Regions from separate parts of the Homo sapiens genome. Here region 1 is linked to region 2. A link is an interaction called in ENCODE POLR2A ChIA-PET data of the cell type or tissue named here. Cell type or tissue: CD4-positive, alpha-beta T cell. All regions are shown on one strand.

The links. Peaks named below come from ENCODE experiments on the same cell type or tissue, not always from the same donor. Only the 100,000 strongest peaks of a DNase experiment are listed, where the experiment ranks them.
Region 1: POLR2A ChIA-PET joins it to region 2 with 7 read pairs; 5 of 35 experiments call an interaction of 5 or more read pairs at or near these places.

What each region holds. Positions count from the first base shown.
Region 1 is chr1:51,841,533-51,849,532 of GRCh38, reverse strand. The region is part of intron 1 of NRDC (nardilysin convertase); the gene reads left to right. Among named protein-coding and RNA genes, the nearest start is that of MIR761, 9.1 kb to the right of the region's middle. In CD4-positive, alpha-beta T cell, no CTCF peak of the experiment used is centred here; no DNase peak of the experiment used is centred here.
Region 2 is chr1:52,030,113-52,038,112 of GRCh38, reverse strand. All of the region lies in intron 2 of TXNDC12 (thioredoxin domain containing 12), which reads left to right. It overlaps KTI12 (KTI12 chromatin associated homolog), which reads left to right and starts at 4,303. Exons shown (of 1, transcript NM_138417.3): 1 at 4,303-6,010. The coding sequence starts at 4,352. The coding sequence ends at 5,416. RefSeq lists an enhancer at 4,297-4,596. In CD4-positive, alpha-beta T cell, no CTCF peak of the experiment used is centred here; DNase peaks (open chromatin) are centred at 4,322 and 5,192; H3K4me3 peaks cover 1,970 bases; H3K27ac peaks cover 1,608 bases.

The sequences.
Region 1 (8,000 bases), 190 kb after region 2:
CTTTTTCAAAATGTTCTTGGCATTTTTGTGTGTTTTGGTCCACATGAATTTTAGAATCAGTATGTCAAGTTCCACAAAAAAATCTTGTTGGGTTTTTTTTGTTTTGTTTTGTTTTTTTGAGAAGGAGTCTTGCCCTGTCGCCCAAGTTGTAGTGCAGTGGCGGGATCTCGGCTCACTGCAAGCTCCGCCTCCCGAGTTCACGCCATTCTCCTGTCTCAGTCATTCTCCTGCCTCAGCCTCCCGTATAGCTGGGACTACAGGCGCTCACCACCATGCCTGGCTATTTTTATTTTTATTTTTTTGTATTTTTAGTAGAGACGGGGTTTCACTGTGTTAGCCAGGATGGTCTGGATCTCCAGACCTTGTGATCCGCCCGTCTCGGCCTCCCAAAGTGCTAGGATTACAGGCGTGAGCCACCGCATCCGGCCCTTGTTGGGGTTTTTTATGGGAATTGCCTTGAATTTATAGATTAATTTGGGGGAAGAATTGGTATCTTTATAATATTGGATGTTCCCACCCAGTAATATAGTATGACTGTTTAGTGAGGTCTTTCATTTCACCTGTAAAGTTTTCCTAATGTTGGCTGTTTAGTAGTATTGAAAAGAATGTGTTCTAGTGTCATGCTACTTAGAGTCGGTCTTTGCTAAGCCACAATAAGGTTGGGCAAATAACAGACCTTTTTTGTGCTTCAGTTTCCTCATCCATAAAATGGGAATAACTCATCAGGATTATTGTGAAGATTAACTGGGTTAAGACATGTAAGTTAATACATTAAAAATGTGAGCTATTGTTATTAGGTATATTTATGCATTTTATAGTTTATATTGCTTTGGCCAAAGGGATTTTAAAAAAATCTTACTTTGATGTATAGGAAAGCTACTGATTTTTGTTTATAGTTCTTTGATTTTGGCTACTTTGCTGAATTCTATTTATTAATAATAGTTTTTGGGTTTTGTTTTTGGTAATTCTCTTGTTCTAGGTAATAATATGTTTTGCAGTGATTTGTTTTAGCTTTCGATATTTGTACCTTATTATTATTATTATTATTTTTTGAGACGGAGTCTCGCTCTGTCATTCAGGCTAGAGTGCCGTGGCGCTATCTCGGCTCACTGCAAGCTCCGCCTCCCGGGTTCACGCCATTCTCCTGCCCCAGCCTCCTGAGTAGCTGGGACTACAGGCGCCTGCCACCACGCCTGTCTAATTTTCTTTTTTTGTATTTTTAGTAGAGACGGGGTTTCACTGTGTTAGCCAGGATGGTCTTGATATTCTGACCTTGTGATCCGCCCGCCTTGGCCTCTCAAAGTGCTGGGATTACAGGCGTGGGCCACCGCGCCCCACCGTAATTATTTTTTATTTATATACATTTTGCATCTTTTTTCATTTATTAGGACCTCCAATATAATATTGAATAGTAGTGACGATAAAGGACATTTTGTTCATGACTGTCTTTAAAATGGATTTGATGTTGATTTATAGACGTGATCCTCCATAAAGCTAAGGGCTTTATGTGTAGGTTCTTAATTTGCTAAGGAGTGAGTTGTGTATTTTTACAAAATCATTTTTATTGTACAAATCATAAATGAATATTTTTTATTACAAAATGAGAGGTGACAGCGTGCTGGCAGCCCTCACAGCCCTCGCTTGCTCTTGGCGCCTCCTCGGCCTCGGTGCCCACTCTGGCTGTGCTTGAGGGGCTCTTCAGGCCGCCGCTGCACTGTGGGAGCCCGTTCCTGGGATGGCGGAGGCTGGAGCCGGCTCCCTCAGCCTGCGGGGAGGTGTGGAGGGAGAGGCACGGGCGGGAACCGGGGTTGCACGAGGGGCTTGTGAGCCAGCTAGAGTTCCAGGTGGGCGTGGGCTTGGCGGGCCCGCACTCAGAGTGGCCGCTGGCCCCTGGCAGTGAGGGGCTTAGCACCCAGGCCAGCAGCTGCGGAGGGTGCGTCAGGTCACCCAGCAGTGCCAGCCCACTGGCGCTGCGCTCGATTTCTCGCCGGGCCTTAGCTGACTCCCCGCAGGGCAGGGCTCGGGACCTGCAGCCCGCCGTGCCTGAGCCTCCCACCCCGCCGTGGTCTCCTGCACTCCCCGAGCCTCCCCAACGAGCGCCGCCCCCTGCTCCACGGCGCCCAGTCCCATCCATCGCCCAAGGGCTGAGGAGTGCGGGCGCAAGGCAGGGGATTGGCAGGCAGTTCCACCTGCTGGCCCGGTGCTGGATCCACTGGGTGAAGCCAGCTGGGATCCTGAGTCTAGTGGGGACTCGGAGAACCTTTATGTCTAGCTGGGGGGATTGTGGATACACCAGTCAGCACTCTGTGCCTAGCTCGAGGTTAATGAACACACCAATCAGCACCCTGTGTCTAGCTCAGGGTTTGTGAATTCACCAATCAGCACTCTGTGTCTAGCTCAAGGTTTGTAAATGCACCAATCTGCACTCTGTGTCTAGCTGATCTGGTGGGGACTTGGAGAACCTTTATGTCTAGCTAAAGGATTGTGAATGCACCAATCGGCACTCTGTGTCTATCTCAAGGTTTGTGAATGCACCAATCAGCACTCTGTGTCTAGCTCAGGGTTTGTAAATGCACCAATCAGCACTCTGTATCTAGCTAATCTAGTGGGGAGGTGGAGAACTTTTGTGTCTAGCTCAGGAATTGTAAACACACCAATCAGCATCCTGTCAAAATGGACCAATCAGCTCTCTGTAGAACAGACCAATCGGCTCTCTGTAAAATGGACCAATCAGCAGGATGTGGGTGGGGCCAGATAAGAATAAAAGCAGGCTGCAGGCTCCTGGGGTGATAACCCACTTGGGTCGAGTTCCATCGCTGTTGGCGATAAATCTTGTTGGTGTTCACTTTTTGGGTTCTCACTACCTTTATGAGCTATAACACTCACCCTGAAGGTCTGCAGCTTCACTCCTGAAGCCAGCGAGAGTACGAACCCACAGGCAGGAAGAAACTCTGAACACATCCGAACATTGGAAAGAACAAACTCCAAACAAGCCGCTTTTAAGAACTGTAACACTCACCGCGGGGCTCCGCGGCTTCATTCTTGAAGTCAGTGAGACCAAGAACCCAACAATTCCAGACACAAAAAGAGTGAAAATGTTTTAAGAATTATAAAGTGTCGGCTGTGCACGGTGGCTCATGTCTGTAATTCCTGCACTTTGGGAGACCGAGGCGGGTGGATCACTTGAGGTCAGGAATTTGAGACCAGCCTGGCCAACATGGTGAAAACCCCGTCTCTATTAAAAATAAAAAAATTAACCAGGTGCGGTGGTGCACGCCTGTGGTCCCAGCTACCCGGGAGCTTAAGGCAGGAGAATCACTTTGAACCTGGGAAGTGGAGGTTGCAGTGAGCCGAGACGGCACCACTGCACTCCAACCTGGGCGTCAGAGTGAGGCTTGGTCTCAAAAAAAAAAAAATTATAAAGTGTAAAATATCTTTGTATCTCTAGTTTTTCTCCTTTCCCCAGATATATACATTACCATTCCATTTGATTTGTGTACTTTTAGTTCTGTTGTTGTAACTTTATATGCATTTAATGGATACATGTTGTACACATAGCTTTCTTTTTTTTTTAAATTAGGTGTTAGATTTTGTCTCATTTTGTTTCATTAAGTAGATATTAAGTACCTACTATGTATCAGGTCCCCTCCAGGCGTTAACATTCTTTTGTTTATTCAATATCTGTTTATTAAATGTTTGGTATATATATGCCTGGTGTTGTCCCAGGATATAGCTGTGAAGGAAAGAAAAGCTCTGTCCTCAGAGATAACATTCTAATGGTGCAGGCAGAAAATAAAATCAAGTAATGATAAATGGTGCGAAGAAGGTTAAAGTAGGATAAAAGAGAATAGAAATGGGCGAAAGAGCTATTTTAGGTAGTGTGGTCAGAGAAGGCATTTCTGAAAACGGGACATTTCTTTTCTTTTCTTTTCTTTTTTTTGTGACGGAGTCTCGCTCTGTCGCCCAGGCTGGAGTGCTGTGGTGCAATCCTGGCTCACTGCAACCTCCGCCTCCCGGGTTCGAGTGATTCTCCTGCTTCAGCTTCCTGAGTAGCTGGGACTACAGGCGTATGCCACCACACAAGCTAATATTTGTATTCTTAATAGAGTCGGGTTTTCGCCATTGTTGGCCAGGCTGGTCTTTAACTCCCGACCTCAAGTGATCTGCCCGCCTTGGCCTTCCGAAGTGCTGGGATTACGGGTGTGAGCCACTGCGGCCGGGCCAAAAGGAGACATTTCATGAAAGACTTGAAAGAGGTAGAGCAGTCGGGCACATACTTTATCTGGGTCAAGGGCCCCTAAGGCCAACAGAACAGCAAGCACGAAGGCCCTGGACTGAGAGTCTGTTGGCAGTGTTTAGGAAACAACAATAAAGTCATTTGTTTAGAGCAAACAGAATGAAGGAAGAGTAGTGGGAAAGAAGGTTGGAGAGGTAAATGAGAACGAGATTATGTTGAGCATTGTATAGGCCATGGTAAGGATTTTGGATTTTAAGTATGATGGGAAGCCAATGATGAATTTTGAAAAGGGAAATGGCCTTGTATTAATTTGCTAAGGCTGCCATAACAAAATATCAAAGACAGAGTAGCTTAAATAACAGCTCTGGGGTCTAGAAGTTCAAGATCAAGCTGTCAGCCTATTTGGTTTCCTTCCTTCCTTCCTTCCTTCCTTCCTTCCTTCCTTCCTTCCTTCCTTCCTTCCTTCCTTCCTTCCTTCTTTCCTCCCTCCCTCCCCCCTCCTCCCCTTCCCCCCTCCCCCCTCCCTCCGTCCCTCCCTTCCGGAATTCCTTTCTTCCTGAGTCTTGCTCTGTCGCCCAGGCTGGAGTGCAGTGGCGCCATCTCGGCTCACTGCAGCCTTCGCCTCCCGGGTTCAAGCAATTCTGCCTCAGCCTCCCGAGTAGCTGAGACAGACTACAGGCACGCGCCGCCATGCCTGGCTAATTTTTTTGTATTTTTAGTAGAGACGGGGTTTCACCATGTTGGCCAGGATGGTCTTGATATCCTGACCTCATGATCCGTCCTCTTCGGCCCTATTCGGTTTCTTCTGAGGCCTTTCTGGCTTGCGGTTGGCCTTCTCCTTGGTATCTCCTCACATGGTCTTTTCTCTGTGTGCACACATATCTGGTGTACCATCGTGTTTCCAAATTTCTTCATTTTATAAGGATACCATTCAGATTGGATTCAGACCTACTTTAGAGGCCTGATGTTTAGCTTAATTACCTCTTTAAAGGCCCTGTCTCTAAATACAATCACATCCTGAGGTAGTAGGGTTTAAGGATTCAACATAGGATTTTGGGGGGAACACATTTCAGCCCATAGCAGGGCTCATTTGCTTTACTTAGCCTGCTGAGAATTGACTTGAGGTGTGTTGGGGCGTCGGGGGATGGTGGTGGTGGAGGCGAGTATAGCCAGGGTATTGAGGTTAGAATGGAAACAGAGAGTTAGGAGGAGATTAGACACGATGACAACATGCTCTAAGGAAATAGCTGTAGAGTTGATGAGAAGTTATCAGAATTGTGATTTATTTTGAAAGTAGAATGCATAGGATTATTTTGATAGTAGATTTTTAGATTTTTTCTGTTCTGTTTATGAAAAATTTAAGCTGGAAAAAAAATGCACCTTACAAAGACCAAGTAAAGTTCCCCTTCCCTGGCTTTTTTTTTTTTTCCCCCAACCTGAGTTGGTATCTGATACAGATATTGGGACTACCTCAAACTGCTTCTCTATGATTCTGCATCTCTGAGATTCATCTTAGAATTTATTTCTGGACAGATTGTTCATATTCTTGGAAAATAGCTCTTGGATTTTAACTTGTCCTGCTGTTGGGTTGTGTAAGGGAGGAAAATAATTTTTTTCAACCCTCATAAGTTATTATTTGGAATGGTCCCCTGTAACAAAAGAAAAACAAATATAAGTTTGTTAACATGTATAATTCATAAATACATGGGAGATACTCAGAATGAGTTGGCTTTTAATTCCTGCTTATATAGTATCTTCAACAAATGTTTAGCAAAGTGTCAAGACAAAGAAAAAGGACTTTGAGTCTGTAGGGGCAGCAACTTGTAGAAAGGCAAATAATGGCAGGCAAAGCATAATTAGTAAACTTGTTAATGTGGATTCCTTTGGTGTCGTATCCAGACCAATACAGGTGTAAAGTTGTATTTGGTGGTTAACTTGTGTTCTTCCACGGTAAACAGGGGTTGGGTTTTTTTTTTTTTTTTTTAACCTTTTTTGTCTTTGGAGTAAATTTATGTCTTGCTTTTAGGCAAGTGGATAGCAGAGAGCTTTCCTGCATCTGCTTTTTAATTGCCTTCAGTTCAACAATCCTTATGCCAAGGAGGCATATTTAGAGGTGGCATATTGCTGTCTACTTCTGGTGGTCTTGAACATTTTAATCCCTCTGTATCCTTACATGTTGCCCTGCCCTCCCACCCCAACAAGTAGTTAGCTTTTTTTTTTTTTTTTTTTTTTGAGACAGGTTTTTGCTCTGTTGCCCAGGCTGGAGTGCAGTGGCATGAACGTGGCTCACGGCAACTTCCATGTCCCGGGCTTAAGCCATCCTCCCACCTCAGCCTCTGGAGTAGCTGGGACCATAGATACACCATGCCTAGCTAATTTTTGTATTTTTTTTTGTAGAGATGGGGTTTTGCCATGTTACCCAGGCTGATCTTGAACTCCTGGACTCCAGCAATCTACCTGCCTCGGCTTCCCAAAGTGCGGGGATTATAGGCGCAAGCCACTGTGCCCTGCCCTGTTTTGCATTTTGTGTTTATCATTCTTTTGCTTAAAAAAAGTTGGATATATATGTATACCTAAATAATATACTGTTTACTTTTGCTTGTTTTTTGGCATTATGTGAATGGTACTCATATAGTATTTTTTTGTGATTTGCTTTTTTCACTCATGTTTTTAAGATTAACCACTGTCGTAGTTTGTTGCTGAATTCTGTATTTCCCTGTGTTACAATATTCCACTGTGAAGAAAATTTTCATTATATGAATATACCACAGTTTTTTTATTCTGCTGTCAGTAGACTTGGATTGCTTCCAGTTTACATAATTGAGCTTATTGCCCTGAGGCTCTCTTTGCTCTTATTTATTGATCTGAAGCTTAGACTTTTTCTAGGGTTTCCTGGGAAGAACCAATATCTTACTACATGTTTATAGGTCTGTGGTTTTCTCCATTAATCTGATCAAATTTGCATGTCTTCTAATGATTTCTAAAAATTTGTAATCTGCTAACAGTGTCCTTTCCTGTTTTCTGTCTGTCATGATTTTATTTTCAAAAACCAAAAAAAAAAAAACCAAACATTTTTTCTATCACTTAAATGTGATTATTTTTTATTATTTATTTATTAATTTTTGGGACAGGGTCTCATTTTTCACCCAGACTGGAGTAAAGTGGCCCGATCTGGGCTCGCTGCAGCCTGGACCTCCTGGGCTCAAATCATCCTCCCAACCTCAGCCTCCTAAGTAGATGGGACTACAGGCGCATGCCACCATGCCAGGCTAATTTTTTGTATTTTTTGTAGAAATGAGGTTTCGCTACGTTGCCTGCTGGTCTTGAACTCCTGAGCTCCAAATGTGATTATTTTATATGGAAAGTAGATAAATCCCAGTGTTCAGTCTTCCATCTTAGGCCAAAGGTTCTCTTCCTTGTCTTTCTTTGCATGTTATTCTTAGTTTTTGCTTGACTTTTTAAGTGTACCTTGTCTTAGACGCCTTCCCTGACTGCTTGTTTCTTACATTCTGTATTTATCTCTGTCATTCTGTATTATACTGGCTCATCTCATTATTAGACAGTGAATGCCTGATGATGAGGAATTTTGTTTTATCCTTTTTATCCTTAATGCAGCATGATATCTGATATGTAAAGGGTGCTAAATAAATGTTTATTGAATAAATACATGAAAAAATTAGTATAAATGGGGCTGAATGCGATGGCTTATGCCTGTAGTCCCAGCACTTTGTGGGGCCAAGATGGGTGGATTGCTTGAGCCCAG
Region 2 (8,000 bases):
CTACAAAAAGTACAAAAATTAGCTGGGTGTGGTGGCACACACCTGTTGTTCCTGCTACTCAGGAGTCTGAGGTGGGAGGATTGCTTGAGCCTGGAAGATTGAGGCTGCAGTTAGCCATGAGTGCACCACTGAACTGTAGCCTGGGCAACAGAATAAGACCCTATTTCAGTTTTTAAAAAGGAAAAAAAAAAATAGGAAGAGAAGCAAGTACCAACATTGAAGGCAAGAAGAGACAGGCTAACTCTACTCTTTTGTGCAAAAAAACCCAGCACTTTGGGAGGCAGAGGTGGGACGATTACCAGAGCCCAGGAGTTTGAGTCAAGTTTGTCATCAGAACTGCCCTTGTCTATAAAGCTGTTAACCTCCAGCCTCGAAGAGCAAAGATAAACACCAGCTGCCAGTGTTTAGGTTGTGCAATAAGAAGGCTTAGACAACAAGAACCCTTTTTCTGGATTGGTTCCATCAATGCTTTGTCCCTGAAGTCAGGAAGTACCTTGCCAGTAAGAGACTACCTTTTAAAGTTCTTTTGATGTTGGACAATACTCTGGCCACCCAGAGCCCCATGAGTTCAGCACCAAAGGCAAATTAAAAAGTCTATTTGCGGCTGGGCCCAGTGGCTCATGCCTGTAATCCCAGCACTTGGGAGGCCGAGGTCGGGGGATCACCTGAAGTTGGGAGTTCCAGACCAGCCTGACCAACACGGAGAAACCCAGTCTCTACTAAAAATACAAAATTCGCCGGGCGTGGTGGCACATGCCTGTAATCCCAGCTAATCAGGAGGCTGAGGCAGGAGAATTGCTTGAACCTGGGAGGTGGAGGTTGCAGTGAGCTGAGATCGTGCCATTGCATTCCAGCCTAGGCAACAAGAGTGAAATTCTGTCTCAAAAAAAAAAAAAAAAAAAAAAGGTGGTCTATTTGCCTCCAAACACAATATTTAAATCAGCTACTACATCAGGGGGTGATAAGGACCTTTAAGGTTCATTACACACAGTACTCTCTAGAAAACAGATTGTCAAAGCTATGGAAGAGAACTGCAATAAAGAGAACATCATGAAAGTTTAGGAGGATTATATCGTTGAAGATGCCATTGTCGTTATAGAAATAGCTGTGAAGACCATCAAGCCTGAAACAATAAATTCCTGCTGGATAAAACTGTGTCCAGATGTACACAAGACTTCACAGGGTTTATGACAGATAATCAAAATCATGAAAGAGATTGTGGATATGGCAAAAAAAGGTGAGGGGTAAAGGGTTTTAAGATATGATCTTGGATAAATTCAAGAGCTAATAGACACCAAACCAGAGGAATGAACAGAAGATAACTTGATGGAGATGAGTGCCAGATGATGAGGAAAAACACGTAGAAGAGGCAGTGCCAGAAAACAGATCTGGCAGAAGGTTCTAATTATTTAGAGCTGCTTTTGACTTATTTTACAACATGGACCCTTCTAAGATATGTGCCCTGAAACTAAAGCAAAGAAAAAAGATTGGTATTGTATAGAAACATTTTTAGAGAAATGAAAAAGCAACAAAATCAGACAGAAATTATATTTCCATAAAGTTACACCAAGTGTGCCTGCCTGTTCTACCTCCCCTTCCACCCTCTTCTGCCTCTGCCATCCTGAGACAGCAAGACCAACCTCTCCTCTTCCTCTTCCTCCTCCTCCTCAGCCTACTCAGTGTGAAGACAAGGATGAAGACCTTTATGAGTATCCATTTCCACTTAATGAATACTAAATATATTTTTGCTTCTTTATGATTTTCTTTTTCTTCTTTTTTGCCCCCCTGCTTCCTGGAAAGATTTTCTTAATAACATTTTCTTTTCTCTAGTTTACTTTATTGTAAGAATACAATATATAATATTACATTCAAAATATGTGTTAACTGAATATATTATTAGTAAGGCTTCCAGTCAACAGTAGGCTATTAATAGTTAAGTTTTAGGGAGTCAAAAGGTATATGCTGATTTTTGATGGTGTCAGGGGTCAGTGCCCCTCATCCTGGGGTTGTTCAAGGGTCAGCTGTACTAAGTGCTACTGTGCATTAGGCATTAAATTATGCAAATCAACTCATTTAACTCTCACAACAACTTTTTGAGATTGGTATTATTGTTATCTTAATTTTAGAGATGAAAAAAGTAAGGCACCGTTTTTTCTAAGTTTACTAAAATAACTTGCCCAAGAGCACACAGCTAGCAAGTGGCAGACCCAAGCACTCTGGCTTCAGAGCCTGCTCTTTAAACCTGTATACCATACTGCCTGCTAGAATCAAGTTGAATAGTCTGTAAAGTCTCAAGTAGGTTTAGTTTATGCACAGACAATTCAGTGCATAAGGAGGAGGAAAAGGCAGGGCAGGGGAGGGAAAGCTAAGCACTGGTCTGTGTTTACTTTTTTTTTGTTTGAGACAGAGTTTCGCTCTTATTGCCCAGGCTGGAGTGCAGTGGTGCGATCTAGGCTCACTGCAACCTCCGCATCCCGGGTTCAAGCAATTCTCCTGCCTCAGCCTCCTCAGTAATGGGATTACAGGCACACGCTACCCCACCCGACTAATTTTTTAAAAAGTATTTTTAGTAGAGACAGGGTTTCACCATGTTGGCCAGACTGGTCTCGAGCTCCTGACCTCAGGTGATCTACCCTCTGCCTCCCAAAGTGCTGGGATTACAGGCGCGAGCCACCATGCCGGGCCTGTGTTTACATTTATTTAACCCTCACAACAACCTACAGATTGGTAAACCTGTGAAATAGCAGTTGTTATTTTATAGAAGGGGAAATTGAAGTACAGAAAAGTTACATAATTTGCCAGTAGTTACAACACTAGTAAGTGGAGGAGCCAAGACTTGAATGTTTTTTACTATACTGTACAAGAGAGATACAAAGACCCCAGTATATGTGCATCTACAATATACACACATGCACAGGCACACTCACATTTCTGCACCTACCATCCTATAGTGCTTGCTGTTTATACAAGAGATCCAACAGTTTCATGGCTCTGGGTCTCAAACCTACAATAATAGAGTTGCCAGATTGAGCAAATAAAAATAACGGATGGCCAGGCACAGTGGCTCATGCCTTTAACCCCAGCACTTTGGGAAGCCAAGGCCAGTGGATCACCTGGGGTCAGGAGTTTGAGACCAGCCTGGCCAACATAGTGAAACCCCGTCTCTACTAAAAATACAAAAATTAGCCAGATATGGTGGCGCACACCCATAGTCCCAGCTACTTGGGAGGCTGAGACAGGAGAATCGCTTGAACTCAGGAGGTGGAGGTTGCAGGGAGCTGAGATCATACCACTGTGGTCCAGGCTGGGTGACAGAGCGAGGCTCCATCTCAAAAAATAATAATAATAAAATAAAATAAAGGATGCAGGCCAGGCACCTTGGCTCACACACCTGTATTCCCAGTACTTTGGGAGGCAGAGGTGGCACAATTACTTGAGCCCAGGAGTTTGAGACCAGCCTTAGCAACATACAACCTCATCTCTAAAAAAGAAAAAATAAATAATAATAATAAATTAAAGATGCCCAGTTAAATTTGAAGTTTAGATAAGCACCAAATAATTTTAAATATGTCTATGCAATATTTGGGACACACTTAAGCTTAAAAATGTTTTTGGTGTTTATCTGAAATTCAAATGTAACTGGGCATCCTGTATTTTATCTGGCAACCCTACTAAGGAGAAAAATTCCTATTTGTCTTTCAAGTTCTAAGTCAAATGACTATTTCTACATAAAGTCTTCAGTGATTTCTCTGGGTAGTTTGTTTTTCCCTTCTGTTCTTTTATAACCTCACCTGCATCTATCCATTATAGTATTTATTACTCTGATTGTAGGCGCCTGATCCTTCCCATTCAGACCTTTTATCTTTTGTGGGGAAAGCGTTTTATGTTCATCTCTGAATTCCCAACCTTGGAGATGTTGAATGATTGAAATGGTAATTGAATAAACATTTACTGAGAGCCAGTAGGTTTAAGAGGAGGAATGAAGGAGAACCAGCATTTATTAATTGCCTTCTATATGCTAAATATAGTGCTGATTGCTTACAATATTTAATGCCCCTTAGGCCTTATTAATAAAATGGACGGGCAGTCTTTCGCTGCAGGAAGATCACATTCTCCTGAGGCCTATAACATTTGGCATAAATAACTGATGCCATTATAGTCTCTGTATCTCCTTTCTGAGAAAGCTGAACCTGGGCCTAGCTGGCGTAGAACTCCTGTTTCCATAGAAACAAGAGGGTCTGTAAAAGTCAAGGGAGACAGGAAGAGCAGTTTGCACTTCCGGCTTACGTCGGAGACGCGTACAACCCGGAAGTTGGCGCAGCGCGGTTGCCAATGGTCGCTCCCTGAGAGGATGCCGCTCGTGGTGTTTTGCGGGCTGCCGTACAGCGGCAAGAGCCGGCGTGCTGAAGAGTTGCGCGTGGCGCTGGCTGCCGAGGGCCGCGCGGTGTACGTGGTGGACGACGCAGCTGTCCTGGGCGCAGAGGACCCAGCGGTGTACGGCGATTCTGCCCGTGAGAAGGCATTGCGTGGAGCTCTGCGAGCCTCCGTGGAACGGCGCCTGAGTCGCCACGACGTGGTCATCCTGGACTCGCTTAACTACATCAAAGGTTTCCGTTACGAGCTCTACTGCCTGGCACGGGCGGCGCGCACCCCGCTCTGCCTGGTCTACTGCGTACGGCCCGGCGGCCCGATCGCGGGACCTCAGGTGGCGGGCGCGAACGAGAACCCTGGCCGGAACGTCAGTGTGAGTTGGCGGCCACGCGCTGAGGAGGACGGGAGAGCCCAGGCGGCGGGCAGCAGCGTCCTCAGGGAACTGCATACTGCGGACTCTGTAGTAAATGGAAGTGCCCAGGCCGACGTACCCAAGGAACTGGAGCGAGAAGAATCCGGGGCTGCGGAGTCTCCAGCTCTTGTGACTCCGGATTCAGAGAAATCTGCAAAGCATGGGTCCGGTGCCTTTTACTCTCCCGAACTCCTGGAGGCCCTAACGCTGCGCTTTGAGGCTCCCGATTCTCGGAATCGCTGGGACCGGCCTTTATTCACTTTGGTGGGCCTAGAGGAGCCGTTGCCCCTGGCGGGGATCCGCTCTGCCCTGTTTGAGAACCGGGCCCCACCACCCCATCAGTCTACGCAGTCCCAGCCCCTCGCCTCCGGCAGCTTTCTGCACCAGTTGGACCAGGTCACGAGTCAAGTACTGGCCGGATTGATGGAAGCGCAGAAGAGCGCTGTCCCCGGGGACTTGCTCACGCTTCCTGGTACCACAGAGCACTTGCGGTTTACCCGGCCCTTGACCATGGCAGAACTGAGTCGCCTTCGTCGCCAGTTTATTTCGTACACTAAAATGCATCCCAACAATGAGAACTTGCCGCAACTGGCCAACATGTTTCTTCAGTATTTGAGCCAGAGCCTGCACTGACCAGAGGAGGTAGGGGGGAAGCCATGGCTTCTGATCTCCACTCCACTTTATTTCTCTGGGAAAAATAGGCTGCAGGTCTCCAGAGCATATCGATGCAGTACTGTACTAGAGCTGTTGTGACTGATTCACTCAAACTTTCCTGCATACCCCTGTGCCAGGCCTTGGGTTTACAGCATAAGTTCAGACTAAAGAGAATGGAGAACTATTGTGGTGCAACCTGGCAAATCCCTCAGAGGACAGAGCTAAGGTGGACAGGGATTACCTAGATTGGATCCTACTTGGGCTATCACAGAGCATTGACCATTGGCTTCCCTCATCTGAGGCGTGGGAGAGCAGACTGGATAGATGAGAATTGTTTTAAAACAATTGTGAACAGAAACTGAAGATGGTACAGTTCTACATCTGCACCTGCCCTTTTTTCATACCACAAAAGTATTTTTTGAGTACTGTACTGACTTTTTGCTAGTTTCTATTCTGGGACCGAGTTCACAGATAAATCCATTGGTTTGTATCCTTGAGAAACTTTGTTTTTGTGGAAGTAAGAAAGTTATCTACTAGATTATTTCCTCTAATAAAATCTTTTAAAATAGTCTACTGGAATCTCTTTCACTTAATGTTCCCTGTGTAACTTCATGTAACATTTTAGGTATACTTGTCATTGTTCTGCCTTTAAGTGAAGTAGTATTTTGATAGTTCTGAGAGAGTAGATGTTTTGAGCTACTCTACAGTAATTATATTATGACAATTTCCGTAACTGTTTTGCTTCATTCTGCATTTCAAGGCAAATATCATTGTAAGCTTGTCTTTCATTCTTCATTGATTTCATTGAACAAATGGTAGGTACCTACTTTAACAGTGGCTGTGATTTTCAAAGACCAATTAGATACAGTGTTTTTGCTCTTGAGATATGTGGTGAGAAGCCGGGTGTGGTGGCTCATACTTGTAATCCCAGCACTTTGGGAGTCCAAAATCGAGGTCAGGAGTTCGAGACCAGCCTGGCCAACGTGGCAAAACCTCGTCTCTATTAACAGTACAAAAATTAGTTGGGCGTGATGGTGTGCCTGTAATCCCAGCTACTCTGGAGGCTGAGGCACGAGAATCGCTTGAACCTGGGAGGTGGAGGTTGCAGTGAGCTGAGATCGCACCACTGCACTCCAGCCTGGGCAGCAGTGAAACTGGGTCTTGAAAAACAAACAAAAAGAGATATGTGGTGAGAAATACAAGTAAAAGATAGAATTAGGCTGGGTGCGGTGGCTCATGCCTGTAACCCCAGCACTTCAGGAGCCCAAGGCGGGTGGATCACAAGGTCAGGTGTTCAAGACCAGCCTGACCAACATGGTGAAACCCCATCTCTACTAAAAATACAAAAATTAGCCGGGCGTGGTGGCACGTGCCTGTAATCCCAGCTACTCAGGAGGCTGAGGCAGGAGAATCGCTTGAACCCGGGAGGCGGAGGTTGCAGTGAGCCGAGATCGCGCCACTGCACTCCAGCCTAGGTGACAGAAGGAGACTCCATCTCAAAAAAAAAAAAAAAAAGATAGGATGAAATGGGCTGGTGGTCAGAGGATGATGACAAAAGACAAAATGCTTTGGAAACCTGGTGAAGAGGACTAACTAGCTGTTGGGGGAGGTGGTTTTGGAAAGGTTTTAAGAGGAGTTAACATTTGAACCATCACTGTAGAATAAAGTCAGTAAAGGGCCAAATGGTAAATGTTTTAGGCTTTGTGGACCATCAAATGCTGTTGCTACTTATAGATGGTAAGTAAACAAATAAGCATGAATGTATTTTAATAAAACTACACTGAAATGTGAATTACAATTAATTTTAACATATCACAAAGGAGTCTTTAGATTTGCTTTGCAAACATTGAAAAATGTAAAAATATACAACAAAATATTTGCATATCATGGGCCCTACGGAAGCAGACGGTGGGCTGGATTTGGCCTGCAGACCCTAGTTTGCCAACCCCTGCTCTAGAAGGATAAACAGATGTTTGCCAGGGAGAAAAGAGAAAGCAAGACATTCGAAAACATGCATGCTCTGAAACTATGGAGCTGTTAAAAGAGAGGGTAGATGGGCTGCCTTGGTTGATGGTATATTCCTTGCTCATCAGGTAATCTATACTACCTTTTGTTTCTGATAAACAGGATTCATGTGTGAAATGGAAGTCTGGATGAGGCAAACTCAAAAGGCTTTTTCCAACCTTCATTAAGTTGGTTATTGATTGAATTGGGTCTAACCATGGATTCTGGATTACCATTCTAAATTGAAGTAGACTGTAACCGTCAGAAAGAACATTGGTTTTGGAGTCGGACTTCTGAGTTAGCTAGTAAGTGGCAGAACCTAGGTTTTTGTTTTGGGTTTTTATTTTTTTTTATTTATTTATTTTTGAGACAAGGTCTGGCTGTCTCCCAGGCTGGAGTGAAGTGCTGTGAGTAGCTGGGACTACAGGCATGCACCCCACGACCGGCTAAGTTTTGTATTTTTTTGTAGAGACAGGTTTTCACCATGTTGCCCTGGCTGGTCTTGGACTTGTGAGCTCAAGTGATCCTCCAGCCTCGGCCTCCCAAAGTGCTGAGATTA